Regions from separate parts of the Homo sapiens genome. Here regions 2, 3 and 4 are each linked to region 1. A link is a loop called in an ENCODE intact Hi-C map of the cell type or tissue named here. Cell type or tissue: GM12878. All regions are shown on one strand. Each heading gives the region's core, and the rest is flanking DNA. Links, peaks and the distances in the headings are about the cores only.

The links. Peaks named below come from ENCODE experiments on the same cell type or tissue, not always from the same donor. Only the 100,000 strongest peaks of a DNase experiment are listed, where the experiment ranks them.
Region 2: it touches region 1 in a loop (4-fold over the local background); 2 of 110 quality-filtered maps call a loop at or near these places.
Region 3: a loop joins it to region 1, with 4 times the contacts of the local background. A loop is called at or near these places in 2 of 110 quality-filtered maps.
Region 4: a loop joins it to region 1, with 5 times the contacts of the local background. A loop is called at or near these places in 21 of 110 quality-filtered maps.

Annotation. Positions count from the first base shown.
Region 1 is chr3:4,847,243-4,855,044 of GRCh38, reverse strand. The region is part of intron 2 of LOC124906209 (a long non-coding RNA gene); the gene reads left to right. It overlaps ITPR1 (inositol 1,4,5-trisphosphate receptor type 1), which reads right to left. Exons shown (of 62, transcript NM_001378452.1): 62 at 7,539-7,802. Among named protein-coding and RNA genes, the nearest start is that of EGOT, 100 kb to the right of the region's middle. RefSeq lists enhancers at 3,654-3,733, 4,094-4,153, 4,554-4,673. In GM12878, for the core only: no CTCF peak of the experiment used is centred there; DNase peaks (open chromatin) are centred at 4,024 and 4,574; H3K4me3 peaks cover 615 bases; H3K27ac peaks cover 2,638 bases.
Region 2 is chr3:4,923,120-4,930,921 of GRCh38, reverse strand. All of the region lies in intron 1 of BHLHE40-AS1 (BHLHE40 antisense RNA 1), which reads left to right. Among named protein-coding and RNA genes, the nearest start is that of BHLHE40, 52 kb to the left of the region's middle. In GM12878, for the core only: no CTCF peak of the experiment used is centred there; no DNase peak of the experiment used is centred there; H3K27ac peaks cover 207 bases.
Region 3 is chr3:4,931,937-4,939,738 of GRCh38, reverse strand. All of the region lies in intron 1 of BHLHE40-AS1 (BHLHE40 antisense RNA 1), which reads left to right. Among named protein-coding and RNA genes, the nearest start is that of BHLHE40, 44 kb to the left of the region's middle. In GM12878, for the core only: no CTCF peak of the experiment used is centred there; a DNase peak (open chromatin) is centred at 4,138; H3K27ac peaks cover 377 bases.
Region 4 is chr3:4,750,677-4,758,478 of GRCh38, reverse strand. The region is part of intron 44 of ITPR1 (inositol 1,4,5-trisphosphate receptor type 1); the gene reads right to left. EGOT (eosinophil granule ontogeny transcript) reads left to right here and starts at 6,889. Exons shown (of 2, transcript NR_004428.1): 1 at 6,889-7,533. RefSeq lists an enhancer at 4,092-4,201. In GM12878, for the core only: no CTCF peak of the experiment used is centred there; a DNase peak (open chromatin) is centred at 3,998; H3K4me3 peaks cover 255 bases; H3K27ac peaks cover 4,530 bases.

The DNA of each region.
Region 1 (7,802 bases), core at 1,572-6,571:
GACTGCCTGATGTTCAGTTCTATATGCACCTTCTTTTTGGGCCACTGCTAGATATTCGTTCCTTAATGAAAGACTCCTCCTTGCCCTTGGCTCCAAAACAAGCAGATTAAGTGAAGTTTCAAAAATAATCTTTTTTTTACCCCTCAAAGGCATTGACCCTCTTTGTTTGGGAGGAATTGTGCTAGGTACTAACAAAACAGAAATGAACTAGTTGCAGCTTTTGCCTTTAAGAACTCTGACTTTTCTTTGCATCTCTTAGAACTCTGATACCTTACACATCTCCCCCAGGCAAGGTGGGCAGGTAGAGGTGCAGACACAGGAACATAGCTGGATGGCACCTCACATAGTGAAGCACTGGGATACTGAGGAATATACATGAGGTCAGATGATCTGGCTTTTGAATCCCAGGTCTGATGTTCTGGTTTGGTCAAATCACTTCAACTTTCTTTTTTTTTTTTTTTTTTTTTTTTTGAGATGGAGTTTTGCTCTTGTTGCCTAGGCTGGAGTGCAATGGCATGATCTTGGCTCACCGTAACCTCCGTCCCCTGGGTTCAAGCGATTCTCCTGCCTCAGCCTCACGAGTAGCTGGAATTACAGGCACATAATCCTGTAATCCTGGCTAATTTTGTATTTTTAGTAGAGACAGGGTTTCTCCATGTTGGTCAGGCTGGTCTCGAACTCCTAACCTCAGGTGATCCACCCACCTCGGCCTCCCAAAGTGCTGGGATTATAGGCGTAAGCCATTGCGCCCAGCCCAAATCACTTCAACTTTCTAAAGACATTTCTTGTTCCGTAAAATAGGGATGTATCAGAAAAAAATGCTATTTTAGCAGCCAGTTTGCCCTGCAAGTGGAAGCTAAGGATGACAGAATTATAGCCTTTTTTTTTTGGCCAAGGTAAAGGCCTAATCTAGAGAGGAATGACTGGGAACTGAGGGCTACAATTGCTCTGCATAGTAAAGAAACAAGAATTTTTGGTTTTCACTTGAGGCTGGAAGGAAGGTTTTTTTTGTTGTTGTTGGTTTGTTTTGCTTTTGTTTGTTTAGGCAAGTGGGAAAGAAAAAGTAGATGCCTGCCTGCCAACAGGCTGAGAAGAGAAGTTGCTCCTCCCATGAGTGAAAAGGAAGGGGGAGGGAGCTTTGATGACTGATTCTCAATTTTTAATTGTTTCCTATTCCTTATTGTAATCTTCTTCCACTAAAGATCTGCTCTTCACAAAGCCCAGATGATAGTGGTGCTTTGGGGACAGGTAGGAGAGAGAGCTGTGTCCACACCAGTGAAATAAAGAGAGGGGAGATGATGAGAAGGAACAGATAATTGGGTTGGAATCAGGATTTGGGATGAAACAGTGACAAGGGATCATGAAGAAGGTGTAAACACCCTCCTTAGAATGGTTACTTGCTGAACTTGGGTCTGCCCACCCAGAGCAGCAAAGCCACACACTGACATCGGGATTGCAGGGAGAGAAAGTGGGGCATTTGTTGCAGGGCACCAGGCAAGGAGGATCAGGGAGGTCATGCTTAAGACCTGAACTCCCAGATGGCTTACACAGGTAAGGCTTTTTAAAGGCAGCGTGGCAGAGGTTACAGGCAAAGTCATAAATCAATACATGAGGCTACATATTGGTTTAACCTAAAAAGGTGGGATATCTCAAAGTGGAGTAGGAGTGGAAGGGTACAGCCCATAGATCATAGGTGGATTCAGAGATATTTTCTAATGTGCAATTGTTTAAGGAGGTGAAGCTTTGTAGAAAAATTTGAGGTCAGCAGAAAAGAATGTTAGCTCTGGCCTGTGGGCAATAACTTCCTCCAGGCCCTTCAAGAAGAAATTTAGAACAAAGAACAGTGGTCAGAGTTCCATCCTCCGTTCCCCCTTATCTGAGATTTGCCTGCCAGCTGACAGCATTTTTCCTTTGGTAGTGGTCTGGGTTTTTAAAAAACAACTCAAGGACATACGTTAAGATACTATCTATAGTTTCTTTAGGGAACCAAACATCTCATGACTTCCTTGGCTATTGTTTTAGGCTACTATTACCTTATTTTATTTTATTTTATTTTATTATTTTATTTTATTTTATTTTATTTATTTTATTTTATGTTATTTTATTTTAGAGACAGTGTCTCACTCTATTGCCCAGGTTGGAGTGCAGTGGTGTGATCTTGGCTCACTGCAGCCTTGACCTCCCTGGGATCAGGAGATCCTCCTACTTCAGCCTCCTGAATAGCTGGGACTATGGGTGTGTGCCACCACGCCTGGCTAATTTTTGTATTTTTTGTAGAGATGGGGTTTTGCCATGTTGCCCAGGCTGGTCTTGAACTCCTGGGCTCAAGCAGTCTACCTGCCTCAGCCTCCCAAATCATGAGCCACTGCGCTGAGGCTGCTATTATATTACTTTATTGCTCAACAAGTTGCTTATTCACTTCTCAGGGCTAGCTAGGTGCCTGGAATTGCCCTTGAAGGAATGCAAGATTTTCCTTTATTTTCATGCTCGGGTTGCAGAGGGGCTCACGGGCCCCCAAGGTGGGGTCTCTGCTCCTTCTCAGGATCCTTCTCAGAAAGAAATTATTAAAGAGGCTCTGGGTCTTCTATAGGTAGTGAGATGTAGAATTTGTATTTGAATGTTAAATTAAAGATAGTACAACTTGGGACCATTCAGACTTCAGAGATAATATCTACTTGACAAGACTGGGAGGTTTAAATGAGAATGTAAGTGAAGGCATTTCAGAAACTAAGGAAATATATTGTCATTCCCAAGATAAAACATTTTTTCTGTAGAGATTTATTTTATTTATTTATTTAGAGATGGAATCTCACTCTGTTGCCTAGGCAGGAGCACAGGGGCACAATCTTGGCTCACTGCAATCTCCGCCTCCCGAGTTCAAGTGATTCTCCTGTCTCAGCCTCCTGAGTAGCTGGGACTAAAGGCATGCGCCACCACACCTGGCTAATTTTTGTATTTTTAGTAGAGACAGAGTTTCGTCATGTTAGCCAGGCTGGTCTCGAACTCCTGATCTCAGGTGATCCATCCACTTTGGCCTCCCAAAGTGTTGAGATTACAGGCGTGAGCCATTGTGCCTGGCCCAAGATTTATTTTAAGAAAAGAAGTCAGATTTGAATCCAGCACTGCTAAAAAATATGAGGATAGTTATCTGGAAGTCATAAGCTGTATGAGAGGTTTCTTTATGAATTTATTCAGTTCAAACTGATAGTTAAAACGTACTTTGGATAGAAAGATAAAAGTTTTTAAAATGACTGGATGTGGCCCAAATATGTCATGTTAAGACATGTAGATTTAGGATCCCGCAGTAATAACATCAGACCCATTTAGTGGGAACAGAAAGAAGCTTTTGGTCATGCAATAGTTAGCTGAGATTGTGGATAGGTATGAAAAAAAGGAAATGGTCATGTTGCAAAGGAATGGGAAGTAACGTATCAGGTATATGCCAGACTCTTGGTATAGATTATCTTTCTTGATGCCCATTACTGCCCAAAGAAGTACGTGGTAGCATCTCTACTCTTGAGAAGGGGGGAACTGCACATTAAAATCATTAGTAACTTGCTCCAAGTTATAACATTTCAGTGACAGAAATGGTATTAGAATTCTTATCCACTTTAAGGCCCATGTTCTTTCCATTCCACCATGTTGCCATGTGGACTCTGACATAGACCTAGCACCTAAGCCTTGTGTGGTTCAGGTCTCCTTGTCCCAGTTTTATACCAAACCTTAATTGTTTTTCTGCAGAGAACTTTTACAAAAAGCTTCTTACAAGACTTTATGAGATACCATAGGTGATAAGTATGTGACTTATGCTCAGGAGTAAATAGGTGAAATTCCTGGATTGTCTGAAGTTCCATTTACCTGGGACCAACCATGTATTGTGAGGTCATTATAAATGTGCTGGCAAACTCTTTCCGTTAGTGGTTCTTGCGTACAGTGTGCACTTCTTATGTTGTTGGACTCTTTGTGTTGTTGTTCAGAATTCACCTTAGGGGTTTTCTCAAACTCTGCATTCTTATTCTATAGTGGTTTTTGGCTTTCTTTTTTCTCTCCAAGCTGGGTGGATGATGCAGTTTCGCTTCTAGGTGTTAGGATTCTCTTTCACACTGGTTTGTCATGACCTTAAAGTATTTTAAGATGTTCCTTTGGTAATTTTTTTTTTAATGTCTTGCCCTAGTAAGCTAGAGATTTGTTTTACCAAATGAGTTTAAAATACCAGCAGCTGGAGACTCCATAGCATTGTCTGAGTTGACCAAATGTAAACACCCACCAGTGATCTACCTTTTTATTTTCTTGATTTTGGTAGACTTTTTTGGTTCCAGACCTGAAGGCTTGTTATGCTTCTGAATTGGCCTCTAGGTTGTAAGAGTTGCTTAATGTGGCATATGATACCAAAGATGGAAAAATGTGTATGATAATTATAATCATCTTATTATAAATTGCCATCATACTCTCTCCTGTCAGATGATTGATGAGGCCTAAACGTTGTTCTGAGCTGCAACCACCCACAAAAACCACACACACGGCGTTTTACTCAAAACTTTACTTCAACCACTACTTTGTGATGCAAAACTAGTGGAATTTTGGGTACTTTCTGTAAAATTGAAATCTTTATGGGGATTTTCCAACATTCTAGTTGATTGTTAAATTATTAGTGTAAGGAACAAGACCAAGGCAGAGTTTGCCAATGAACACTGACATCTGTGGTAGGAGAGGACACCAGTGTGCACCTGCACATGCTCCCTAGGAAGAAGCCACCTTGATTGGGCCGAGGACGGATTCTCCCTTTGAAAAATGCAGTTATATAAGAGCTATATACAAGAGATTTGTAGTTGTGAAAGATAAAGACTTCAGGAGCTCACTCACTCCTTATCTTTGCCACAAAGTTTTCGGTCTTGACAAAATATTCAGAGTCAATACTTTCTAATGTGTAGATCCATCATCTCATGAAAGAGATTTGAAAAGAAAAAACAAATCAATCTGTATTGTTCCACATGTAGGACAAAATAAAGTTCTGCATGAATGCTTTGTGTAAAGGGAGAACAGTTAAGGGAAACTGATTACTGATATCCCCACTCTGGAAGGGAGATAGCAAGTGGGAAGAGCTCTCTGTATTTTGCTTAGTCAGGAGATCTTTATTTATTCTGGAGCTGAGTCCTTGGACAAGTTACTTTACTTCTTTAGGGCTCAATTTCTTATCTTATTTAAAATAAGTTTCACTTCTGCTGTACAGTGTCTCAAGAGCCTTCAATAACAGTCCTTTGTTATTCTGTCTTATGTAAAGGTGACTTTTACTGTCATATAATTTGTCTTCTAACAAGCACGTATGTTATCAAAATCTGTAAAAAAAAAAAAAAAGTTTTGGCGAAAAAGTTTTGGCAAAAACCCAACTCTGCTTCTATAAGTATGTAGTTATGATTGTAACAGTTTGGAAGGAGTAAATTTCCCTCCCTGCCGCTCAAAAGTCAGGCTAAGGGTCTCATTATTAGCCTTAAAATAACTATCAGAAACTTTCAGGCCTTTGCCCATTAAGGCTTTATCCAAGCCGTCTATAGTAGGAGTATACAGAGATCTACAATTGAGTTTTTAACAGGTTATTTTCTTAATTTACTCTAGAGATCTTAGTAATTTCCCACTAGCACATGGCATGTCAATGCAGAACTTTGCAGTGAACTGTATGGGACTTGGGAGACAAACAGCTCTGTATAGTTTGCTGCTGCAAAGGCTGAGTTGTTGACTAGCGTCCATAGACAAAGGATGCTTGCTTTAGAATTTATATTAGGAAGTGCTCAGTGAAACGCAGTGAAAGAGCACATTTTACAGGAGCAAAATCAAGCAATTGATTTCCAGAAAGGGCAACCAAATAAAAAAAAATTGGCTGAATGAAGAACAATGAATAAGGAACATGAACTTGAAAGCAAACTAAGTGAATAGTATCAAATCTTTAAAGAATGACATTAAAGTCATATTTTGTATGTTGGGGGCAGGGTAAATACAGATAAATACAGCACTAGGAGAAAACTGAACAGGGTGGATGGAATATCATTTAGACCTTCAGGACGACAGCAAACAGAGTGGAAGCTTTACTTGTAGAGAGAAACAGGGTAATCACTACACAATTTTAGGGGCATGGAAAGGGTAAGATCCCACAAATGTTAGAGAAGTGGAATGGAATTTCCCAGACCCTTTAACAGATGGATTAGTTAGGGAAATTTGCAGATGCTTGAAACTTGAATTGGTGCTGTAGCAAACTGTTAATATTAAATAAAATGGCTTAATTAAGTAACATTGGCTTTCTCTCATGTTAGCGAGTACTACCATACTTTCACCCTGATAACACTAATTCTTCATCCGGGTAGGTAACTTTGAAGGTGACTTGGACCTTGATCTTAAAATAGAGGTGTTGGAAAGGCACAATGTGAAGGAAGCAGGCAGAATTACAATTACACATCAAAGGCCCCCGGAGTTTTCACTTCAAATTGTATGTTTCAATTCTACTAGCTTTAGTGTTCACACCCAAACGGCAAGGGTAGGATCTACTGCATGGAGGGAGGAGTGGCATTCCAATTTCGTTTATTTTCTGCTGAAGCTGGCACACTGAATGAAGATTTATATCTTAAGTGACAGGATTCAAATGGAACATGACAAACCTGTAAAAGCTGCAACTTGGCATGTCAATGCAGAACTTTCCAATGAACTGGATGGGACTTGGGAGACAAACCACACACACTGCCACATCTCGTTGGGCAGTGTGAGAGATCAAAGAGAAAGCCCAGGGGAAAAGCAAGTCCTTGCTAGCTAATGTGTGCATTGTGGGGGTTAGCATAGATTGCCATTTTGCTTACAGATAAAAGTAGGTATCTGTCTTAGGCTTGCCTTACGATGGAAAAATTTTGTGGAGACAGGCTGCACTGACTGGAAAAAATTAATTTGTTTTTAAGTTATCAAATTTATAAAGTAGAAGCATTAGTTACAAAACTAGCCATTTAACTGGAATTTAATCTTGACCTAGTTCCCAACATTGGGTGGTATTATTTACCAAAGCATAGAGAAAATTAGTGTCAAAAAAAGCAGCCAGGGCAAGCACTGATTTGAGGAGGGAACAGGTTTTACTACGTTTGGACAGGCAAGGTGGCTCTGTAAAAACATTTTACACTTTGCTGAAGGACCCTGACCACTGGGCATGAACTAAAACAAATTTCAGCTGTTCCCGATACTTCCACATGGCACACAGCAAATTAAAGATCCCCCAGTAAAAGCAGAAGAGACAGGAGATTTAGTAGGGCGCTCCCGACAGCCTGGCTGGCAGTCACTAATCCAGAAGAATGAATGAATGTTGTACTAAATACTCCCCAATGTTTGTTCTAATAATTCTCCTCAGAGCTGTCATAACAACAGCAAGTGTTTTTTTAAATAATCAGGTAAACATTTTCTGAATTAACCTGGTAATCAAACCGACTGTACTTCAAACTGATCCTAAAGAAAGTACATAAATGGAATAGCAGTTAAGTCACAAATGCCAAATGAAAGCCACCAACCAGTCACTGTATATTCTGCATCATTTATTAAATATTTTTATATATGCATTTACAAACTTTACTCATTTCAGAACTCTGCTTTCAATGCATTTTTAAACTGTTTTTTTTTTTTTTGCAGAGAGATTCTCTTGTAAAATGAGATCCATGTACAAAACTAGGCAACAGATATAAAAGTTTCCTTTCATATTTTTCATCCATCAAGAAAAGAAATCATGTGACAAGAAATAAAACCAAAATGTGGCTCTTTCAGAAGAATAACATGTCTGT
Region 2 (7,802 bases), core at 1,486-6,485, 76 kb before region 1:
TTTGTTTTCTCAATTACAGAAGGTTGCCTTATTTTTCTATTCCTTAAAAATATGAATATGTTATAATTTTTCATAGAAATTCTCCCTAGGCACATATCTTTCTGCCCAGGGACAGCTACAATGGCAACTCTAGTAGTTCCATCCTTAAACCTTATCTTCATACCTGTAATCTAGACTGGAGGCCACTGAAGTGCAGGCTAATGCTTCTGGTTGGGGACCTGTAGGAGGCAGTGGTTGGATTTTAAACCAGTTACCAGGAAATGATCTTCCTCATCTCAAAAATCAACGATTCCACTTTGGGAAAGAGTTTTGCAGTTTTCCAAAAGTTAAACATAAAACATATGACCAGCAATGCTATTCCTAGGTATCTACCCATGACAAATGAAAATGTGTCCACATAAGGACTTGCACATGAATGTTCACAGATGCTTTATTCATAATAGGCCCAAACTGAAAACAACCTAATGTCCATCAACTGAAGAATAGATAGACATAATGCGGCTTATCCATGAATGGAATTCTTTTCAGCACCAAAAAAGAACAAATTACTTACACATGCTACATCGTGGATGAACCTCAATAATATTATGCTGGCTGGGCAAGGTGGCTCATGCCTATAATCCCAGCACTTTGGGAGGTTGAGGCAGGAGGATCACTTGAGCCCAGGAATTTGAGACAAGCCTGGGCAACATGGCAAGATCCCATCTCTACAAAAAATAAGAAATTAGCCAGGTGTTGTGGCACATGCCTGTAGTCCCAGGAGGCTGAGGCAGGAGGATAGCTTGAGCCTAGGAGGTCAAGGCTGCAGTGAGCTGTGATTGCACCACTGCACTCTAGCCTGAGTGACAGAGTGAAATCCTGTCAAAAAAAAAAAAATAGTATGACAAGTAAAAGAAGTCAGACACAGGCAAGCATGTATTGTATGATCCCATTTCTATGAGATATCCAGAAAAAGCAGATTTATAAAGACAGAAAGTAGATTAGCAGTTGTCTGGGTTATTAGGGCTGGGAACAAAGATCACCTATAAATGGGTATGAGGGATCTTATTGCAGGGATGAAACAGTTTTTAAACTGATTTATGATGATAGTTGTATGGCTCAGTGAAGTTACTAAAAATAATTATATTGTGCACTAAAAATGGGTGAATGTTATCCTATGTAAAATATATCTTAATAAAACTGTAATATGTCACATAGTCAATATCCAGATCAGCACCTGGATAAAGTGTAATATTTACTGTTCTCTGGAAGATAAGACATGTTTGGCTGGACCAATGTTGAAACATTTCAGCTGGGCAGAATGGAAGGGGAAATTTATTCTAAAATTACTGATAGGCCTGGATTTATCTGTGACAATTATATTTTGAAAGGCTCTCAATATCTCTATATTAAGAGGAATTAAGGTTTCTAAAACCATTTTGAAAGCATAATTCTTTATGTTTTTTGCATTAATTGTGCATTCTTATTTCCATTTGTTTTCACAACTAAGATATAGGATCTAAAATAATTTCTGTTCCCTGAACTGTTATATCCCTAAGTAAATTGGTTGTCCCAGAGGTTACTACTCAAGATTTCACTTTCTGTGGTAAAAAGGATTTGATGAATTTGTTTTTAAACTTTCAGAGAAGCATTTGTTCCTCAAATGGCTGAAAGGTTCTGATAAATATGAGGGGAGAGGGAATAAGCCTTCCAAAGATCCCTTGGCCAGCGTGTGCTAAAGGCCTATGCTTGACTGTTTCTAAAGCTATCTTCAAATTAATTTTAGTTTACAGATTATGATTAGGAGAATAATAAGTTATTTTACAAAAGTCTTTTTGTAAAGTGGAGCTTTAGGGAGAACTCAAGAATGAAAGTTAGAAAGACCTGGATCCTGGCCGAGCGCGGTGGCTCACGCCTGTAATCTAGCACCTTGGGAGGCCGAGGCAGGCGGTTCACGAGGTCAGGAGATCAAGACCATCCTGGCTAACACGGTGAAACCCCATCTCTACTAAAACTACAAAAAATTAGCCGGGCCTGGTGGCATGCACCTGTAGCCCCAGCTACTCAGGAGGCTGAGGCAGGAGAATTGCTTGAACCAGGGAGGCGGAGGTTGTGGTGAACTGAGATCACATCACTGCACTCCAGCCTCAGCAACAAAGTGAGACTGTCTCAAAAAAAAAAAAAGAAAGAAAGAAAGACCTGGATCCCAGGCCTGTGCTGCTTTTTACCAGTGGTACATCCTTGAGTCAAATTACAGAGTGACTTCTAGCTGGCTGTCACTGTCCTAGTGGAGTAGAAAGAGGCCCAGACATTCCGGTTATCCCAGCAGAGCCCAGGGTAGTCCAGCCCAGCTAACCCACCAGCTGACTGCAGCTGCATGAGTGAGCGTAGGTGAGACCAGCACAATCCACAGAATTGTGGGAAACAATAAATCATTGTTTTAAGCCACTAAATTTTAGGGTGGTTTGTTACACAGAGAATACATAAGTGAGACTCCAAACTTCCCACGACCTCACCACTACCACCACCCCACAACACACACGCACACACACGCCCTTGAGCATCTCTCTGGCTTGCCAGTGGCAATCACTGACCGCTTTGCTGTTCCTGTCTTCATCTTACCCGACATTAAAACTCACCCTCTACTTTGGCCTGGCCTGCAAGAACCTTGCAGTCCATTAATGGGTTTGAAAACAGACTCATACTTTGGTTCATACTGAGGTGTTAGTAACTGATGTTAGCTTAATGTTTTACATGGCTTTCACCCAAAGGACTAGCTCCCTTAAATGAGGAAATTTAGGCCCCAAGGCAGGCAAAGTCCTGGGCAGCATCCTCCTTGTAAATGGCTGTATCTTTGACTTAGAGGTAGACCTTTATGTGTATGGAAATGAAAGAAGGTGCCTCCTAGCTTCAGACTCCTTTTACCTGCTTCTAATACTGCACTTTGTTTTAGAGAACAGTGGTTTCCAATGAGGGTGGAGACTTCAGGGCTTATTTTAAAAGCCCATTCTTGGCTCTGCCCACAGGGATGCTGAGATTCTGATTCAGCAGGCTTGGGTGTGGCCTGGTTCTCTGTATTTTCACCAGGTTTCTTAGTGATTCTGAAAATCTCTCTCTCTTTCTCTTCCTCTCTCTCTCTCACACACACACACACACACACACACACACACACACACACAATCCAGCTCAATTGAACATAGAGTAGGCAGCAGTGGAAACAGCCCAAAGTTCACCTCCTGTAGTAACATGGTGGGGGTGAATGGGTCTAATTTTATAACACGTGACTATCTTTTGTCACTGATTGAAAGAAGGGAATAATTATACCTTCCCACAAGGGGCAGAGTGTGGTGTCTATACCAGAATTGCATCCTGGAAGTACTGACTTTCTAAGATCTAGGATGGAAAGGGAGATTTGAGAGATGATCTGATTATACATGGGGATATTCATATGCACCCACAGGAAAAAATAAGATATACTATTTTTAAAGGTCCTCAAAGTGGGCAGTTTCAAAATTTGGTTTCAGGTTCATTAATTTCCAAATCTGGAATTTGTCACCTTTTGTCATTAAAAATGAAAGCCCAGTAATTTTTTTAAAAAATCTTTTGGGGTTTTTTTTTGTTTGTTTGTTTTGTTTTTAGAAATTCACATGGTACAAAATTCAAAAGACACAAGAGTGTATACAGTGGATTATTTCCCTCCTATCCTGGTCCCCTAGCCATCTAGTCCCCTTCTCTGGGCCCAAGGTTTACCAAAAAAAAAGTTTTTTAATTGAGGTAAAATTCACATAACAGAATTCACCATTTTAACTATTTTAAGGTATTATAATTCAGTGGTTTTAGTATAACCACAGTGTTTGGCAACCATGATGCTTATCCATTTCTGAAATATTCCCATTACCCCAAAATGAAACCCCTTATACCCCAATTCCCCTTCCCTTACCCCTTAACAACCACTAACCTACTTTCTAGCAGTATGGGTTTGCCCATTTTGCCATTTCATCGAAGTGGAATCATAAAACATGTGCCCTTTTGTGACTGACTTCTTTCAGTTACCATAATGTTTTCAAGGTTCACCTATGCTGGAGCAAGTATCATTTCCTTTTTATGATTTGATAATAATATTCGATTGTATGGATATACCACATTTTGTTTATCCGTTCAACCATTGATGGACATTTGGATTATTTCCTCCTTTTGGCTGTTATGAATAATGTTGCTATGAGCATTTGTGTACAAGAGTTTGTGTGGACATACATTTTCAGTTCTTTTGAGTGTACTTTTAGTAGAATTTCTGGATCCTTTGATAACTCTAATTTTTTTAGAAACTGCCAAAGTGTTTTTCCAAATTGGCTGAACAATTTTACGTTCCCATCAGCAATGTTGGAGGGTTCCAATTTCTCCACATCCTCACCAACACTTGTTATTTTGTTTTTGTGTTTTTATAGCCTTCCTAGTGAGCTGAAATCGTATCTTACTGTAATTTTTATTTGCATTTACCTAATGACGAATAATGCTGAGCATATTTTCGTGTGCTTATCGGTCATTTGTATATCTTCTTTGGAGAAAAGTCTATTCAAGTTCTTTTCTCATTTTTTGAATTGGATTGTTTATTGTTGAGTTATAAGAATTACTTATATATCCTGGACCCTTATCTGAGACCCTTATCAAACATGATTTGCAAATATTTTCTCCCATTCCTTAGGTTGCCTTTTCACTTTTATGATAGTGTCCTTTGATCCACAAAAGCCTTTAAATTTTGGTCGAGTCCAGTTGTAACTACTTTTTCTTTTGTTGTGTTTTGGATGTCATATTTAAGAAATCATTACCTAATCTAAAGTCACAAAGGTTTATGTCTAGCTCTCTTCTAACTATAAACATAGTTTATAACTATAGTAATTTTATAATAGTTATAGCTCTTAATTTGGGTCTTTGATCCACTTAGAGTTGATTTTGATATATGGAGTGAGATAGGGGTCAATATTCATTCTTTTGTGTGTGCATATCCCGTTGTCCCAACACCATTTGTTGAAAAGGCTATTATTTCTCTTATTGAATTTGCTTGGTGCTCTTCCCAAAAATCAATTGACCATCGATGTATGGATTATGTTTCTCCTTATGCCAGTACAATACTGTCTTGATTATCATTGTTTTAAATTAAGTTCTGAAGTCAGTAAGTGTGCATACTCCAACTTTACTTTTCTTTTCTTTTTCTTTTTTTTTTTTTTTTTTTGGCTATTTGGGATCCCTTGCATTTTTGTATGAATTTTAATATCTGCTTGTCCATTCAGCAAATTAGAAAAAAGGCAAAAGGTAATTGGAATTCTGATAGGGATTGCATTGAATCTGTAGACCAATTTAGAGAATATTGCCATCTTAACAATACTAGGCCAGGCACAGTGACTCACACCTGTAATCCCACTTTGGGAGGCCAAGGCAGGAGGATCACTTGAGGGCAGGAGTTTGAGAACAGCCTGGGCAACATAGAGAGATCCCATTTCTACAAAAAAATACAAAATACAGAAACAAGACTAAGTCTTTCAATCTATGAACATGAGATGTCTTTCTATTTATTTAGGTCTTTTAATTTCTTTCAACAATGTGTTGCAGTTTTTGGTGTACAAGTCTTACACATCCTTGGTTAAGTATATTCCTAAATATTTTATTTTTAATGGTATTGCAAATAAAGTTGTTTTCTTAATTTCATTTATTCACTGTTAGTGTATAGAAATATAACTGGTTTTTGTACATTAATCTTGTATTCTGCAACTTTGCTGAACTTATTAGCTCTGATAGTTTTCTGTGAGGATTATTTAGGAGTTCTATATATTATATCATGTTATCAGCAGATAGAAGTAGTTTTACTTCTTCCTTTTCAATCTGGTTGTTTCATTTCTTTTTCTTTCCTAATTTCCCTGGTTAGAACTTCCAGTACAATGTTGAGTAGAAGTAGTGAGGATAGACATCCTCATTTTATTTCTGATCTTAGGAGGAAAGCTTTCTGTCTTTCACCGTTAAGTATGATGTTAGCTGTGGGTTTTTTCATACACGCAGCCTGAAGGTTTTTGTGTGTTCTTCCAGAGGTAGTTTATTCATATATAAGAAAATAAATTTTAACATAAATACTAGCCTATGTATATACTGGTCTGCACCTTGCATTTTTTAACCTAACGATATATCTTGGAGATATATCTTTACTGACTTTCTAAGTCAGTAAAGAACTTTTTTATTTTTAGAAAATGTTGCTTAGTTTTTCATTTTATGGCTATACCATTACTTATTGAATGAATTCTCCATTGAAGCATAGTCTAACTATCAGCAGTATTGGTCATATAAATTCAAAGTCAGCAAATATTTATTTAATCTCTACTACTTATTTAACCCCTACTGTTGTATAGAGCACAATAAAACTTGTTAAAGAAAATAGGGTGGCTGGGTGCGGTGGCTCACGCCTGTAATCCCAGCACTTTGGGAGGCCGAGGCGGGTGGATCATGAGGTCAGGAGATCAAGACCATTCTGGTCAACATGGTGAAACCCCGTCTCTACTAAAAATACAAAAATTAGCTGGGCATGGTGGTGCATGCCTGTAATCCCAGCTACTGGGGAGGCTTAGGCAGCAGAATCATTTGAACCCAGGAGACAGAGGTTGCAGTGAGCCAAGATCGCACCACTGCACTCCAGCCTGGGCAACAGAGTGAGACTTCATCTCAAAAAAAAAAAAAAAAAAAAAAAAAAAGAGAAAAAGAAAAGAAAGAAAGAAAGAAAGAAAGAAAGAAAATAGGGCCTAACTTTTATTCACTCCATTTTCCCACTTTCATTTATGGGAATACTGCAGCAAAAAAAAAGCTGTTAATACCATTTCTTCCAACTTTGAAAATTTCAACAGAAGAGTTGAAAGAATTGTACAAGAAAAATCAAATAACAATTACTTAGATTCAAAAGTTTTTAAAATTTTGCCATCTTTATCTATAATGATACATTATTTGCTTTGTTTGCTGAACCATGTGAAAGGTTTTCTTCAGTTAAAAAAATTTTTTTTTCTTGAGATAGGGTTTTGCTATGTTGCCCAGGCTGGTCACAAACTCCTGAGCTCAAGCTATCTGCTCACCTCGGCCTCCTAAGGTGCTAGGCTTACAGGTGTGAGCCACCATGCCTGGCCTAAAAATTTGCTTATATTTAGGAGATATAAGTGCAGGTTTCTTACATGCATATATTGTATAGTGGTAAAGTCTGGGCTTTTAGTGATATGAAAGTTTTAAATTATAGATTTCTCAACATTTCACCCCAAAGAATAAGGATATTCTCTTACTTAACGACAATATCGTTATCCCACAGACATTAAACAATTTCCTTATAAAATACTATCAAACATCTGGTCCATATTCAAATTTTTCTATTTGTCCCCCAAAATGTCTTTTTTAGTTATTTTTTTTTTAAACTAAAATTCAGTCAAGGTCCACACACTGCATTTCTGTTGTTACCTCTCTTATTTCTTTACCTACAACAGTTGCCATATCTTTTTTTAAAAAAATAATATTGACATTTTGAAGAGATTAAACTAGTTAGCTTTTAGAATGTCCCACATTCTAGATTTGCCTGATTGTTTACTCATGGTATGGTTAATCTTGCTCTTTTATTCCCAGGATCTTCTGTAAATTTGAAGGTGAACTCTAATGGTTTGATTAAATCCAGGTTAAATATTTTTGGAAGAATATGTAGTAAGTGAAGCTATATAGTTATAGCATCCTATCAGGAGGCATATGACATCAACTTATTCCCTACTAAGTTCATCTCTCAGTTTAAGTGGTCTCCACTAGAACTCTTC
Region 3 (7,802 bases), core at 1,954-6,953, 84 kb before region 1:
CTAGCATAAGACCTAACAATTTATGAATGTTTAATGAATATTTTTGAAATTCATAAGTGAATATTCTAATATAGATTATAGTTTACTTTTGTAAAATAACAGCACTTTGATAGATCTTTAAGTAGTTAAGTATGATTGCTTTAATCTTACTACTAAAAACCATTTTCTATCATATTTGTAATCTAAGTTTAATGGGTTGTAGTGCCTTTTAGCTTAAGTGCAGTGGATTGGAAACAGCATTTTTAAGGGTGGGTGTCAGAAGACCTAGAGTTTTCTCAAGCTAATGGGAGGAAGGAACTGTTGTCTTTAAGTAATGAATCATAGATTCTTTTTTTTTTTTTTTTTTTTTTTTTTTAGACGGAGTTGGAGTTTTGCTCTTGTTGCCCAGGCTGGAGTGCAATGGCGTGATTTCAGCTCACTGCAACCTCCACCTCCCGGGTTCAAGCAATTCTCCTGCCTCAGCCTCCCAAGTAGCTGGGATTACAGGTGCCCGCCACCATGCCCGGCTAATTTTTTGTATTTTTAGTAGAGATGGGCTTTCGCCATTTTGGCCAGACTGGTCTCAAACTCCTGACCCCAGGTTATCTGCCTGCCTCGGCCTCCCAAACTGCTGGGATTACAGGCATGAGCCACCATGCCTGGCCAAATCATGGATTCTTTAAAGTGATGTCAAGAAGATAATTCTTGAAAGGATCAAAGGATGGCTTCACAAGTCACCAAACATTTCCCTTAGGTGAGGGTCTCCAGACAGAATGTGGAATGAAACACAGTTTTGACAAGCAAACCTCTTAGAATTGTGTGATGGTCTGTAACATTTGGTGAACCATGCCTCCTGGTACTTACACCCTTTCATAACCCGCTCCCTTGAATCTGGACTGGCCCTGGGGCTCATTTTAACCAATGGACTGTGATGGAAGTAATGCAAGCTCCAGGCCTAAGCCTGTCAACTTCTGCTTTTCACTCTTGGAACCAGCCACCATGCTCTAAGAAGCCCAAGTCACATGGAGGGTGGGTGTCAGAAGACCACACAGAGCAGTGCCAAGGCACTCCAAGAGTGAGCCATCTTGAATGTATCACACCAGACTGAGCCCTTAAATCATGGGTGGTCAAACAGTGCCTTTCAGTGAAATCTGGTCCGCCATCTGATTTCTGTAAATCAAGTTTTATTGGAACACAGCTACGCCCTTTGATTTATATATTATCTATGACTACTTTGTCACAACAATGGTATGGCTGAATCATCATGCCAGTTGACCATATGGTCCACAAGGCCTAATGTATCTGTTATTTGGTCCTCTATGGGAAAGTTTGCTGAGCCCTGCCCTAGATGGCTGCAGCACCAGCTGGCTTCATGTGATGAAGAAATGCCAACCTGAGCCCAATCCACCCACAGACTCATGAGCCACAGTACAATGGTTGCTGTCTTAAACCATTAAGTTTTGGGATGCTCTGTTATATAGCCACAATAGTGACAAATTATACAATCCAATATCTGAATTGTATAAGCTTGATGATTTCATAGTTTAAATTTTTATGCTCTTTTCTTTTGTTTTAACTCTTTGTAAGCTTTATTTAACATTTTCTAAGTTGTGTTATCCATGTGTCATTGAAACTTCTCTTACCAAGGCAACCTTCTCCTTGTTGTTACATTCAATGGAGGTTTTTCAGTCTTCACCTCATTTGACTCTTGACCAACATTTGACACTGTTGAACTTCTTGGTTCCTGAGATATTTTTCCCTTTTATTCAGTTACAGCATTATCTCCAAGCTTTCTTTGGTTTTACAGGAAGCTCCTTATCAATTTTCTTTTGGAAATTCTGCCCAACACTTAATGTTAGAGTTTCTCAGAATTCTGTCTTAGATTTCATTCAATATTCAAAAGATATATATTTTTTAATTCATAAGTGAATAATCTACATATAGATTATACTTTATATCATTTCTATGTAGAAATACAAATTATTTTAAATTATAATTTGTATTTTTACATAGAAATTATATAAACTATAACATAATGTACTTTATGCCAGGCATTTTTCTAGGTACATTGGATACCTTAATAAACAAAACAGGCAAACAAAAGTCGTTCCTGCCCTTGGATAAATTTTTAAATGTACACATAATAAAATAAATTTTTGCAAAAGCTAGAAGTTGATAAGTGCTTTAGAAAAGAAAATCAACAGGGAAGGGGAAGGGAAGTAGGGAGTACGCAGGGGAAGGGGAGGGCAATTTAAAGAAGGGTACTCAGAATAGGCCTTTTTGAGATGATGATATTTGAGCAAAGCCTTAAAAAAGGCAAAAGACCTGACATGTACCTATGTCAGCATTTCTGGCAGAGAGAGTAGTATTTCAGAGACCTGAAAGCAAGGAGCATGTCTGAAAGGTTTGAAGACAAGAAGGTTGTCCCCTGTGGTGGAAACGAGTGAACATCAGGAGATGAAGTTGAAGAAATCTCAGGCTCCCGGGGTCCTGTAGGACCTTGTAAATTATGGTCAGGCATTTGTGTTTTCTGAGTGAGATGAAGGGTTACAGGGGAATTTTGAGAAGCATGAAGTCATCCGATCATCAAAAGAATCACTGTAGCTGCTGAACTGAGAAGAGAACAGAGGTGGCAGGAAGGGCGATAGAGAGACCTGCTAGAAGCTCTGGGAGTGACCAAGGGCAGCAGTGGAAACAAAGAGGAGTGACCATCTCTGGACAGTCGTACAGACTCATGCTTCCATGGTTCCTATTACCATTCACATGCTGATACTCCCCGGTCTATGTTCTAGCCCAGATGTCTCTCCTGAGTTTCAGACCCACATATTCCAAATACCTGTTTGTCTTCCCTTTTTTTTCCATGTTCCACAGGCACTTCAGTTTCTACGCTTTCCTCTAAAGCCTTTTTCTCCTCCCATGCTCCCTCTATGTCACTACTAAAGCCATGCAGCTACACCTTTCTATGAAGGCATTATCTTTAAAAGGTCACTGTTAAAACATATGTTAGTGGAGAATCTGTGCTGGTCCACAGACATTTTGGTTTCCACTAACACATCATTATGGTTTAGTTTATCAGCTTTTCTGCCTATGATGGTGGCTTTAAGGATTGGATATAGGATCAGCAGGTTTTAATTGGCATAGGAAGATGGAATCCTGCCTTAGAAGTCAGTTTAGGGCAGGGTGTACCATATTGGTGGGATGCTGAACACCCTGAGGATGGAAGATGGGAGTTACTGAGGGAATTCCTTTCATTTCACAGTTTTACCCAATACAGGAACTGTCACTGGAACACATAATTCTGAAATTGTCAGTTTTGTTACAAATAGTGCACTTATCACGTAACCGTCGTGCAAATAAAATTCTGTATATGTTATAGAATTTTAATATGTGAATTCCATTTTCTTCCATCTCTCTTAGGAATTGTTTTGTCCACTTGCCATAATAATTTTAGAATTTTGCATTCATCCTATTGACTTGTAGCAAAGGCAATACTTTCACTCTGGAAAACATTTAGTCTGAAGGTTGTGTGACTCCTTTTTCCACGATCTTTGTTTTTTCATAATTCGTGTGTAAAGGAGTTTACACATAAATATCTTAATCTTTTATTTCTAACCCTTACAAGAGTTTTTTTTTTAAATAATAGATACAAAGGAAATAAGTTTTCCTAAATTATATTTTACCACATCATACTTGTATGTGGGAACAAGTCTTATAAAAATCATTAATGTGAAACTAACTAGGCCAAGGAGAGCTATTATTTTTTATTAGAAAATTAACTTCAAAATGAATGTTTAAATACAAGCTTCACATAGTTAAAAATGCAATTAAGGCTGATTCATTGACACTTGAAAGCTCTTTTTATATATTTATCATTTATTCAACAAATATTTATCAAAGGATTGCTCTGTGCCAGGCAGTATGCTTGCACTTGGGGTGGAGCATAAACAAAGACAAGGACCCTGCACTGTGGAGCTTAATTCTAAAGGGAAAAGTAGACAAAAAATAAGTTAAAAAATAAATTACTGCTTGCAAAAAGTGCTAGGAAGGAAATAAACCAAATGGAGAGAGAGAGAGAGAGAGAGAAAGGAGAGGCTACTTGAAAGAAGGTCTTTCTGAGAAGATGAATGTGAGTTGAGACCTGAAACCACAAAGGTGAGGTTGAGTCAGCCATGAGAACTGAGAAATGCCTCCCAGCAGAGGGACCAGCAGGAGCAAAGGCCCAGAGGCAGGAAAGGCTTCATGTTCCAGAAACAGAAAGGAGGCCAAAGTGGCTTCAGTGAAGTGACCAAAAATGAGAGGCACCAGACAGGCTGGAGGGAGGGGCAGAAGCCAGATCACGCAAGACTCTGTAAGCCTTGGGAAGGAATTTGGATTTCATTCTGAATGTGATGAGAGGACAATGAAGGGCTTATGAAAAGGAATGATTTGACCTGATGCTCTCCTTTTTGTTTTTTTTTTTTTGTTTTGAGATGGAGTCTTGCATTGTCACCTAGGCTGGAGTGCAGTGGTGCGATCTCCACTCACTGCAACCTCCGCCTCCCAGCTTCAGGAGATTCTCCTGCGTCAGCCTCCCAAGCTGCTGGGATTACAGGTATGCACCACCAGGCCTGGCTAATTTTTGTATATTTAGTAGAGACGGAGTTTCACCATGTTGGCCAGCCTGGTCTCAAACTCCTGACCTCAGGCGATCCACCATCCTCGGCCTTCCAAAGTGCTGAGATTATAGGCATGAGCCACAATGCCCAGCTCTCCGGTTTTTTATTTATTTTATTTTTTAATTTTTAATTTTTATTTGTTTTAATTGTGGGAAAATACACATAACATAAAATTTACCATTTTAACCATTTTTAAGTGTACAATTCAGCAGTATTTTGTACATTCTCGTTGTGCAACTGTCACCACTGTCCATCTCAAGTACTTGTTTCATCTTCCAATGGAAATTCTGTCCCTCTTAAACACTAACTCCCCATTCTCTGCCTCCCCTCCCACACCATCTAATCACAATTCTACTTTCTGTCTCTGATTTGCATATTCTGGGTACCTCCAATAAGTGGATCATATAATATCTGTAATTTTACCTGGCTTATTTCACTTAGCATCATGTTTTCAAAGTTCACTCATGCTGTAGTATGTGTCAGAATTTCATTACTTTTTAAGGATAAATAATATTTCATTGTATACACACACTACATTTTGTTTATTCATCTGTTGATGGACACTGTCTTCTGCTTTTTAATGAAGGATTAATTATTTCAATGCTTTTTGTGGGAAGAAACAACAATATGAAAAATAGTTGTTGAATGGAGTTGTGTCTGATAGGATTTATACTCAAAATGATAATTGTGTAAACAAGGTATCAGTTTGTTTTTCTCTCACATAGAGGTAGATGGTCCAGGACCAGTATGATGGCTCCATACTTGTCAGGTTGTCAGGGACCCAGAATCCCTTCTGGCTTTCTCCTCCATCATCTTTAGCACAAGGGATTCCCATTCAAGGTCATCTCATGGTCACATGATAACTACAACAGCTCCCACAACCACATACGACCTCCAGGCAGCAGGAAGATGAAAGAGGGTAATACAAAATGGTGGCCAAAGACAAAATGTGCCACAACCGAGTGGTATGCTCGTGTAATTTGTTTTTAGAGATGGGGTCTTGCTATACTGCCAGGCTGGACTCAAACTGCTGGTCTCAAGCAATCCTCCTGCCTCAGCCTCCTGAATCACGTGCCACTGCATCTGGCACTGAGTTATATTCTTTAAAGAACTCTCCTAGAAGCTCATTGGCTGCCCTCACCTGCAATGGAGGCTGGAAATCTAGACTTATAGCCGTGCACCTTACCACATCCAGCATTATAGGGAGGTCTCTTCAGAAGGAAGGAAAGAAGGAAGAAAGAAATTCCTGATTGTCTCGGAAATAACAGAAGTGTTCTTGGTATCTTGGCATTTTGGCTGCTTGTGATGGTTGAATTTTAAAATTATAGCAATGGCTCCGTGGAAAATACACCATTTTTTCTTTTTCTTTTTTTGATACGGAGTCTCAATTTGTTGCCAGCCTGGAGTGCAGTGGCACAATCTCAGCTCACTGCAACCTCTGCCTCCTGGGTTCAAGCGATTATCCTGCCTCAGCCTCCCAAGTAGCTGGGACTACAGCCGCGTGCCACCACGCCCAGTTAATTTTTGTATTTTTAGTAGAGACAGGGTTTCACCATGTCGGCCAGGTCAGTCTCGATCTCTTGACTTCATGATCTGCCCGCCTCGGCCTCCCAAAGTGCTGGGATTACAGGCATGAGTCACCGCGCCCGGCCGACATCATCCTTTTAAGAGGAGACAGTGTGTGGGAATTAAGTTGCCTTGCTGTTAACTTTTCAATTGGCCCATAGGCGATTTCCCTGTCCTATCTACTTATATTTGAAATCCACTATTAAATGATAGAACTCAGAGGTACATGTTGTGCTTATTGGCTAAAGAAATCTTTTTTTGTGTGCAGTTGCAGTTGGTTTTCTTTTCTTTTTTTGTTAAAAATTTAAACTTAAAAAGGACTAAAGTCACTTCTGGAATTTCAGGAGTGGGTGGAGGTTTAAACAAATAACAACAGAAAAAATGAGAGTGAGTATGTCCAATCAGATGCACTTTCCTCTAGTTAAAAATAAATAAAAATACTAGTTTTTTCATGTTTTCTTCACCCACTTAAGAAGCATAAAATACATTTTTTCTTTACTTTTGTATTAACGTATGGTTTACATATAGTAAAGTCCAAAAATCTTAAATGTAAAGCTTCTCTGAATTTTTACATTTTACATTTACATTATACACCTGTATAGTTGCCAACTGGATCAAAATATAAGCAATTTCCTGCATCTAGAAGTTTCCCTCAAATCCCCAACCAATTTCCCCCCCAAAATGCAACTACTCTTCTGGTTCTTCTTATTATAAGTTAATTTTGTCTGTTCAATAAAATACATGTATGTATGTATGTATGTATGTATTTATTTATTTATTTATTTATTTATGTTTTAGAGACAGAGTCTCACTCTGTCATCTAGACATTACCTCGGCTCACTGCAGCCTCGACTTCCAGGCTCAAGTGATCCTCCCACCTCAGCACCCCCGCCACCCCGAGCAGCTGGGACTACAGCCACACATCACTATCATCCCTGGCTGATTTTTGTATTTTTTTATAGAGACGGGGTTTTGCCATGTTGCCCAGGCTGGTCTCGAACTCCTGGGCTGAAGAGATCCTCCTACCTTGGCCTCCCAAAGTGCTGTGATTACAGGCGAGACCCACCATGCCCAGCCTAAAATACGAGTTTTCAAACTTTTTATTTGGAAGCTTGAAGAAAGGTTGCAAAAACAGTACAAAGAGCATCCTTATTCCCTTTACCCAGATTTACCTGTTGTTAACATTTCTTTTCTTTTTTTCTTTTTCTTTTTTTTTTTTTTCTCACCAAGACCAGGCTCTCAAACCTGCTGTTAACATTTTTCTCTCCTTTATAATTTGCTCCTTTTCTCTCTCTCCCTGTCTCCACCTCCGTTCCCTCCAGCCACACATACTTTTTTCTGAAGTATTTGAAGTATTGAGGTGTGTTTGTTTTTGTTTGTGGTAGAGATAAGGTCTCACTGTGTTCCCCAAGCTGATCTCAAACTCCTGGCCTCAAGAGATCCTCTGACCTCAGCCTCCTAAAGCACTGGGACTACAGGCATGAGCCACCACACCTGGCTGAGGTGTTAATATAATATTTTCATCTAGTGTACCACCCATGCTCCAGTTTTGTCAATTGACTCAATAATTTTCTTTTTTTTAGCATGTTTTCCTCTTCAATA
Region 4 (7,802 bases), core at 1,599-6,598, 97 kb after region 1:
CTGTCCGTTTCTGGGCCACCAGACCATTCTAGGGGAGGAGCCCCTTTGTGGCATCTTAGCTGCAAGACAGGGCAGTGGCGGGGAGCATAGATGTATGTGTCCCAGGGTGGAGCCTGGTGGGAGCGGGCATGGCTTGCGGGGGAGCAGTCCAGCACAGAGTGACGGCTGCAGGACTCAGATCCTTCCTCAAAGAAAAGCATTTCCATCAGCTTCTAAAAGTTGGTCCACCTTTCAGAAGCCCTCGCTCTGGGCCTTGAGAGAATCCAGAGAATGGGATTTTCCACCTCACTGCCTCATAAGACATGGCCCTGACCCATCTAGCCCATGACACTCACCACGGCTGCTCACTTACCTGCTGCAGAATGATTTAAGTTCTCAGGTTAAGGCCAAGAATTTGAAAAATGTGGCTGCCAAACAGTGAGCCAAAGCTTGAGTTTCCACAGGCTGAGGAAAATTCTCTGTGGGCATCTTTGATTTTTCTCTTTTCACATCAACTCTGGGAGTCTCAGGGACTTCAGAGGACATCTCCCACCAGACTAACCCACTCCTGCCCAGCTTGAACAGATACTCTGTGGGTGACAGAGCAACGCCAGTGGCTACCAAGAGGTGGGGCTTACCTTGGCTGTCTTCCTACACCTGTGGTGAACTGAGAACTCCCCACTCCCTGGGGACCCTCTCTCTGCAAGTTTTATTATAGTGAACGGCAACTGAACGTTTCCGATTTGCCGGGCGCTAAGCGCTTTATATGCATTATCTCATTTCATCCTCAGAAGCACCCCATGGGGTAGGTGCCATTATCATCCCCAGTTTACAGATGAAGAAACTGAGGCCCCAAGAAGTAACCCGCTGAGTCATCCACCTAATAAGTGCCCTGGCACCCAAGCCCCACCTGTCCGACGCCTCAGCCCTGTTCCCAACCACATGCTCTGTTAAACACCTCTCCCCTGAGCAAGAGTCTGTCCTGTTCTGAACACCTTTTGGCATTTTATAATCCACCCCACCCCTACCCCTACCCACCAGGTCTTTCAGAGGCATAAACAGGCTCCTCTCACAGTAAAGAATAGTGGCAGAAGGTACACATGCATTCGAATGCCTCAACTTTCCCATGACGTTTAATACATTTGTTAATATGGGTTCCCAAACAATCCCCTTCTGCAAGCTGAAGGGCTGCCAGGGCTGGGGTAATAAATTATTAACAAAACCATTGTCACACAATGACTGCTGTGGGTCTGGAGTCCTTTTTTAGAAACCAATGATTACAATCAAAACTCAAAGACCAGGAACCATGAACTAGGTAATAAAACACACCTGGGTAGGCAGAGAGTGCCTGGAGAACTGGAACTCGGGAAACCTACATTTTGGCCTTGGCTCCTTGCTATCCAGCCATGTGATTGTGGGCAATTTACTTAACTTCATTTGTGCCCTGGGTTCTTTAGCTAAAAAATGAGGGTCTTACCACCTGCCATGTCAGCATCACATGGAAGCTGGGGCCCACCCAGCAAGGTTGTTATGAAACAGTAGGTGTGAAAAACACTTTGATTACTACCAAGAACTACTCAGATGGAAGGTGCTACAGTTGTCTAACAATAATACCCCTTTCCAGGGAAGGTGTAAGATAGGTGGATCCAGAAAAGAGCTGGGTGTTACATAAATGGCCAAAGACTAGTGTCCAACTTGCATCCAGTGATAATTCTAGTTGGTTCTGGTAGGTTGAATGGCCTCTAAATTGACAGCAAAAACACAATGAATGGCAATTCCCATTAAGTGTCACAATGTAGAATTTTTTTTTTTAAGTTTGGACGGCATGAAAAAGAACGAGATCATATCTTTTGTGGGAACGTGGATGGAGCTGGAGGCTATTATCCTCAGCAAACGAATGCAGGAACAGGAAACCAAATACTGCACGTTCTGGCGTATAAGTGGGAGCTAGATGATGAGAACTCATGAACACAAAGAAGGAAACAATAGACACTGAGGTCTACTTGAGGGTGGAGGGTGGGAGGAGGGAGAGGAGCAGAAAAAATAACTATTGGGTACTGGGCTTAGTACCTGGGTGATGAAATAATCTGTACAACAAACCCCAGTGACATGAGTTTACCTGTATAACACACCTTCACATGTACCCTCAAACCTAAAGTAAAAGTTAAAAAAAAATTTGGCTGAAATTTCACTAGCTATAAAAGCCATTCAAATTTCTGCACGTGCAGAGATAAACATCGTTGCTTCCGCTTGTCAAAGTTTAATACACCCAAAGGCAGAATACAAGCTTGTGTCAGACCCTCCTCTCAAGTAATCCCCAGCCTTTCCACATAAAGCATTTCCCAACATTTTAAACCAGTCTCGACTTCAGCAAAAGTCTGACCTATGAAAAGGGCCTAATAGTGAGTACAATGGGCATTCAGAATTGGACCCTCCCTTGGCATAAATTATCACTCACCCTAACAAGAAACTTTTTTGCAAGGTCTGATGGCTTTCAACCAGCCAACATCTGCAGCTCTCAGTTTACCAGCCTCTCTCAGGATGTTTCCAGCTTTAATGAGTTCAGAAATAACATAGACTTCCAAGTAGAAAGGAAGCGATGAAGTGAAGCAAGTCTGTATTGGAGAGGTGTCAACATTTCAATTTCATTTGTCTGAAATAAGGTCCTCCCTCATCCACACTGTACAGTCACCTTTTAACAAGTGAGAGACAAACCAGTTTCAACTACCCTGCCAGGCAAGGGTGGGGCAGACGCCCTTCGCTATGCCTGACACCTGAGAGAAAAGGTGGAGGACAAAGAACCCTTCCTTCACTCTTATTAATCTGGTCACTGGGCTCTGGGGAACGGCCTAAGCTCCAGGGTCAAGGCCAAGGCAGGGGATCTTCATGATGATTTTCAAGGTGAATTCAGTCTTCTTCAAGCAGCAAAGTCCAACCTGTTCTATTAAAAACACTTTTCAGGGTCCAGTATGGTGGCTTACAGCTGTAATCACAGCACTTCCGGAGGCCAAGGTGGAAGGACTGCTTGAGCCCAGGATTTCAAGACCAGCCTGGGCAACATAGCAAGACCCCATGTCTAAAAAAAAAAAAAAAAATGTTTTTAATTGGGGGAAAAAACACCTTTCTTCTGAGACAGAAAGCTCAACAGCTCTCCTTTCCTGTCTCCCAGTGCCCACGGGAACTGGGACTTACTGGGAAAGCTCTGCCCTATCTGGTAAGCAGCGTGGTCCCCCTCCACCCTGTGTGGATCAGAACGCTAACAGTTTCACACATATTCAACAACAACTCAACCAACAAACAGTAATTCCTAAAAAAAAAAAAAAAAAAAAATTAAAGGTATTATCGTAGGAAGCCCCTGATGGTGTAGGCAGGCTACTGGCAACCACTGTTTCCAGCAATTTTCAACAGTAAAACCAGATTTCAGAGAAGCAGGTCAGCCACCACCCTGGAGGACCCTGTGGCTCTGACCCAGGAACAAGAAGTTAAGGAGACTCCAAATTTTCTCTGGGTTCAATAGTCAAACAGATGCCAAAGGCCAGTATCTTTTGTGGGGATACACGGCACAGCCGTCTGTCTCTTCCAGCCAAGTCATGAAGATTGGAAAGCCTCCAGACAAAACAAAGATGACCAGTGGAGTGTCAAATCAACGATACCCTTGAAAACAGATGTAAAATAGATGCAACATCAAAATTTGCCTGAAGTGGAAGGGGACTGTGGTAGGAAGCTCCTTGGTAATCCTCCAAGAGGGCAAGAAGGTGTTCTGGTGGCTCTTCAAGCCAATATGAGGCTTATTAAAAAGGTACTCTAAAGCAAAGGAGAGTTTGGTTAGATCTCAGGAAGGACTTTTGTCCAAGGAATCAGAGGGCTTTAAAATCTCAGTCCATAAAGAAGGAATGAACAATGTGAACTGCATGTCTGGGCTGCAGGAGACACATGCTAGCCTCTGAGGGTGGCTTCCAGGGCTGGTTCTATGATTCAATGACAAGTATCCTCTGGTGGCTCTTGTGAAACTCTCAGGTCCTGTCTCAGCTCACCCACATGATCACTGTGGGAACTGTGGCCAGGAGGACATGAAGACTTTCTCATCAGACCTCCACCTTGTCTCATGAACCCTGAAAAGACAGATGCAAGAGGTGCTTGGAAAATTCTATCATCAAGTCCTCTTCCCGGGAGGAGGGTCCAGTGCTGAGGACCTGGCAGTGACTTGGGTGCTGTTCCTCCATGGGGGTGGCAATCTGCATCGTGGAGAGCGAGGGCTGAAGCAGGAGTTGCAGGGTCAGGGGAGTCGATCTCTGGAAACAACTCCCCAGGTCTTATTTCCATTCTGTGTACCTGAGGGACAATGAATCAACACCAACCAACATTTCCTGTCCTCAATGCTCCGAGGTTCCCAGGGAATTCAACTTGAAATTTATACAGATGCCAAGAATAATCCTTGCCACCCCCCCCCCATTTTCTGTGTTTGTGCAGTCACACGGCTCAGTGAAAGCGATCTCTATCCTGCATCTTTAGCAAGGTAGAAACATACGCATAGGGGTGACTTAGGAACTGGGTGGGTTTGGACAGCTCATTTATTAACTTCCATCCTCAGTTCCCTCATCTGCAATGGAGAAAGAGGAGGAGAACCACTTGAGATTCTATTGCAAGGAGTGCAGGAGAGAAAACAGGTGAGAGCCCGCACAGTACCGGCAGGGTGTCTACACCAGCCACGTTCCCTTCGCTGCTCTCCACACAAACTGTGACAAGGACACTTGGCCATAGAAGCCGAAAAAAATAAATCCACTCAGGCCGGATGGAGGCAAGGACACTGGCTTAGGTGGCAAAGCATCAAGCAAAGCAAGTGCCTCCTTGATGAAGACTGCAGTCACCCCCAGTCAACCCTAGTCCTTCCCAACTCAACTGACTCTCGGGTACAGCCGAGTCTGGTCCCCAGCAGAATGCTCTGGGACTCTTCATGTCTCCCCACCCTGCATCCCCATCTTGCTGTGTGCTGGCCCACCAGGTAACTTCCACACGGCCACAGAGAGCATCCCTGGCAGCTGACAGTAAGATGTACAGATGGCCAAGCGGTTAGAGCAGGGCAGGGTGAAATCACACAGCACTCATCTGGGTAAAGCTGCTTTGTATATTAGGGCTTTGGCGGCGGCAGCGCATATCCAAGCAGGGGACAGGCCCAAGCCAACTTGGTGCCCTTTAGAAGCACCGACTAGGGATCGGCGGGAACCACAGAGATCACCTCATCCAGCCCCGACTTGATGACAAGCCCATCACCCTGGTGGAGCAGATACTTTCCGCAGCTCTGCCCCTGACCGACCACCATGGGGTAGACCGCGTTAGCTTCCTTCACTCAGCTCCTCCAACATCCCAAGCACAAGCCAACCCTCTTCTGAAATACTCTTGCCCTCTGCTACTCTTCACACAGCTCCTTCTCTTCGCATCTGTTGGGTCTCAGCTTGAACGGTATCTCCCCAGAGAAGCCCTCCCTGGCCACGCTTCGTGGCGCCTGTTTGCTTCCCCATCACACTTCTCTGAAGCTCTGATTTAGCTGATGATGAGCTGATTTCCTAGCTCTGTCTCCCACAAGACTGTAAGCTCCTGGAGGGCAGGGGCTATGTTGGTCTCATCCCTGACTGTATTGACGCCAATGTGTATAGCACCTGACACCCAGGGAGTGCTCAGTAAGTAAACATCTGCTATATTAAGCCGGCTGTGGTGACACAAGCCAGTAGTTCTAGCTACTCCGGAGGCTGAGACAGAAAGATCTCTTCAGCCCAGGAGTTCAAGGCCAGCTTGGTCAACACAGTAAGGCCTCTTCTCTCTTTTTAAAAAATTTACTATATTAATGAATGAACAATAATCCTGAAGGAGGTGCAATTCCGAAACACTCAAGCCAAGCTTTGCATCCATGGCAGCTGAAGTATAACTTTATGGCCAGAAGAAGCCTGCATGTGAAAGCTCAAAGTCCTGCTAAGTGGGAATATGCAGCACACCGCAGACCAGCCAAAGGCAGCTGATGTGGTGTTGTCACCTCTACGGGCTTATCCGGTTTTTGCACGTAACTCTGTGATGGGCTCAGCCTGGCTGAGGATCCTTAATCCATCGAGTTAACTGTTAACTACCCCGGCCCCAGTGACACAGCAGCTTGCATGATTAACTACAGCCCGGGAGGGATGATCATTTGTGCACCTTCCGTCTCCAAACCTGGCTCCCTCCCCAGACTTGATAGCTACAAGCTCTGGGCTCAACAGTTTGTGGGTTTGTGTTGCAAGGAGGCTAATAAAAACATATTTCTCAAATACCATATGGTGAGGGCAACTGCAACACATCCTCCTCGAAGAGCAATAAAATATATATATTTTTAAAGTCCTGAATTCCAGGGGAAAAACGAGGCTTGAAGACTTCAGAGGGTTTACAGGACTATCCCCTTCAGTGTCAGAGCCATCTTGATCAAAAGTCTAAAACCCAGGAATAGGAAATTGGTAGAAACTTTGAGAGAGCCTCTGACAGTTTCAAAGAGGAACTCAGAGGACCTCAGGAAATGTGAGCGGGCATAGATTTCTCCGTGAAAAGGAGGGTCAAGGCAGAAGAACCAGAGGCAACTGTGAACATCAAGTCAGTTCTCAGGGAAGCAGGGGATCCAAGTGTGTACATGAGGCGCCTTCACTGTCCCTGCATCAGGAATCTAGCTGTTGGCACCTTATAATGAGAAAACAGTCTCAACCATGAAGTTAACTCTGCTGGAAGATTTCCAAAGGGAAAGTCCCTCCCGTTACTCAGAGGGGAAAAAAAAATTACCTACTTGGTCTGGAATCCGGGGATATTTTATGCAGATGTCTCTAACAGAAGTTAATAAAGGGAAGTCAGCTTGCCTCTGATTATTCAAACAGGCTACTGCTATTAAGGATTGCACAACTTCTGGGCAAGGCAGAGGTGGGTTTGGCTTTTTAAAAATTTTTTCAGCCTGTCCTCATGGAACTACATATTCTTTTCTAAGAACTTTTCATCCTAACCTCCCTACTCACATCTTCTAAGTGTCTCTGCTCTGGTGGGAATGTGATGGACAACACAGAGCCATCTCAGAAGCCTCTGTGGCCACCACCAGGCCGGCCAGGGTGCAGGGGGCCACTCCCTGGGCAGCCATAGGGTTCTCAGCAAGGTGCATTCGTCGTCCCTGCTGAGAATCTGATGGGGCAGCATTTTTTTTTTTAATTAAATGCAAGCTGAGTCATTTCAACCTGCAACCTTCAGGTAACAGGAGTTACCCAAGCTCCAGGAATTATGATTGTGGGGTAAACCCATTCTCTTGTTTTCTTGCGGTTCTATTTTATAACGCACTAGAGGAGACAGAGACGTCATTGCTTCACCCAGGGCAAGAGGACAAAGGAGGATGCATGGAAATACAAACAGCCCTTCTCCTCCAGGCCATACCGACTGTCCAACTAGCAACAGACTTCACCTGGTTTTGGAGCAATCTGAATTTGGAATATGCCAGAGAAAACTTCTATCAGGCAAGATGGAAGACTCCTAGGATAGGTCTCTCTCATGGAGGGATTGGTAATAAAAAAATCATGGGAAAAGAAATAAGGGAGGGTGGAAAAAACACACCTTAGAAAACAACTTCTGATGTCCCGGGGCTACACAATGGGGGAGCTGAGCACTTAGGAAGGAGAGGGAAAATATTCTGTTTCCGGAGACAGCTCCAAGAATCATGAGTAGGTGTGAGAAACAAGGAAGCTTACAGATTTAAAAAAAAAAAGAAAGAAAGAAAGGAAGGGGGCAAAAGGAAGGAGTCAGGGAAGGGGGGAGTGAGATCTTTGAGAGAC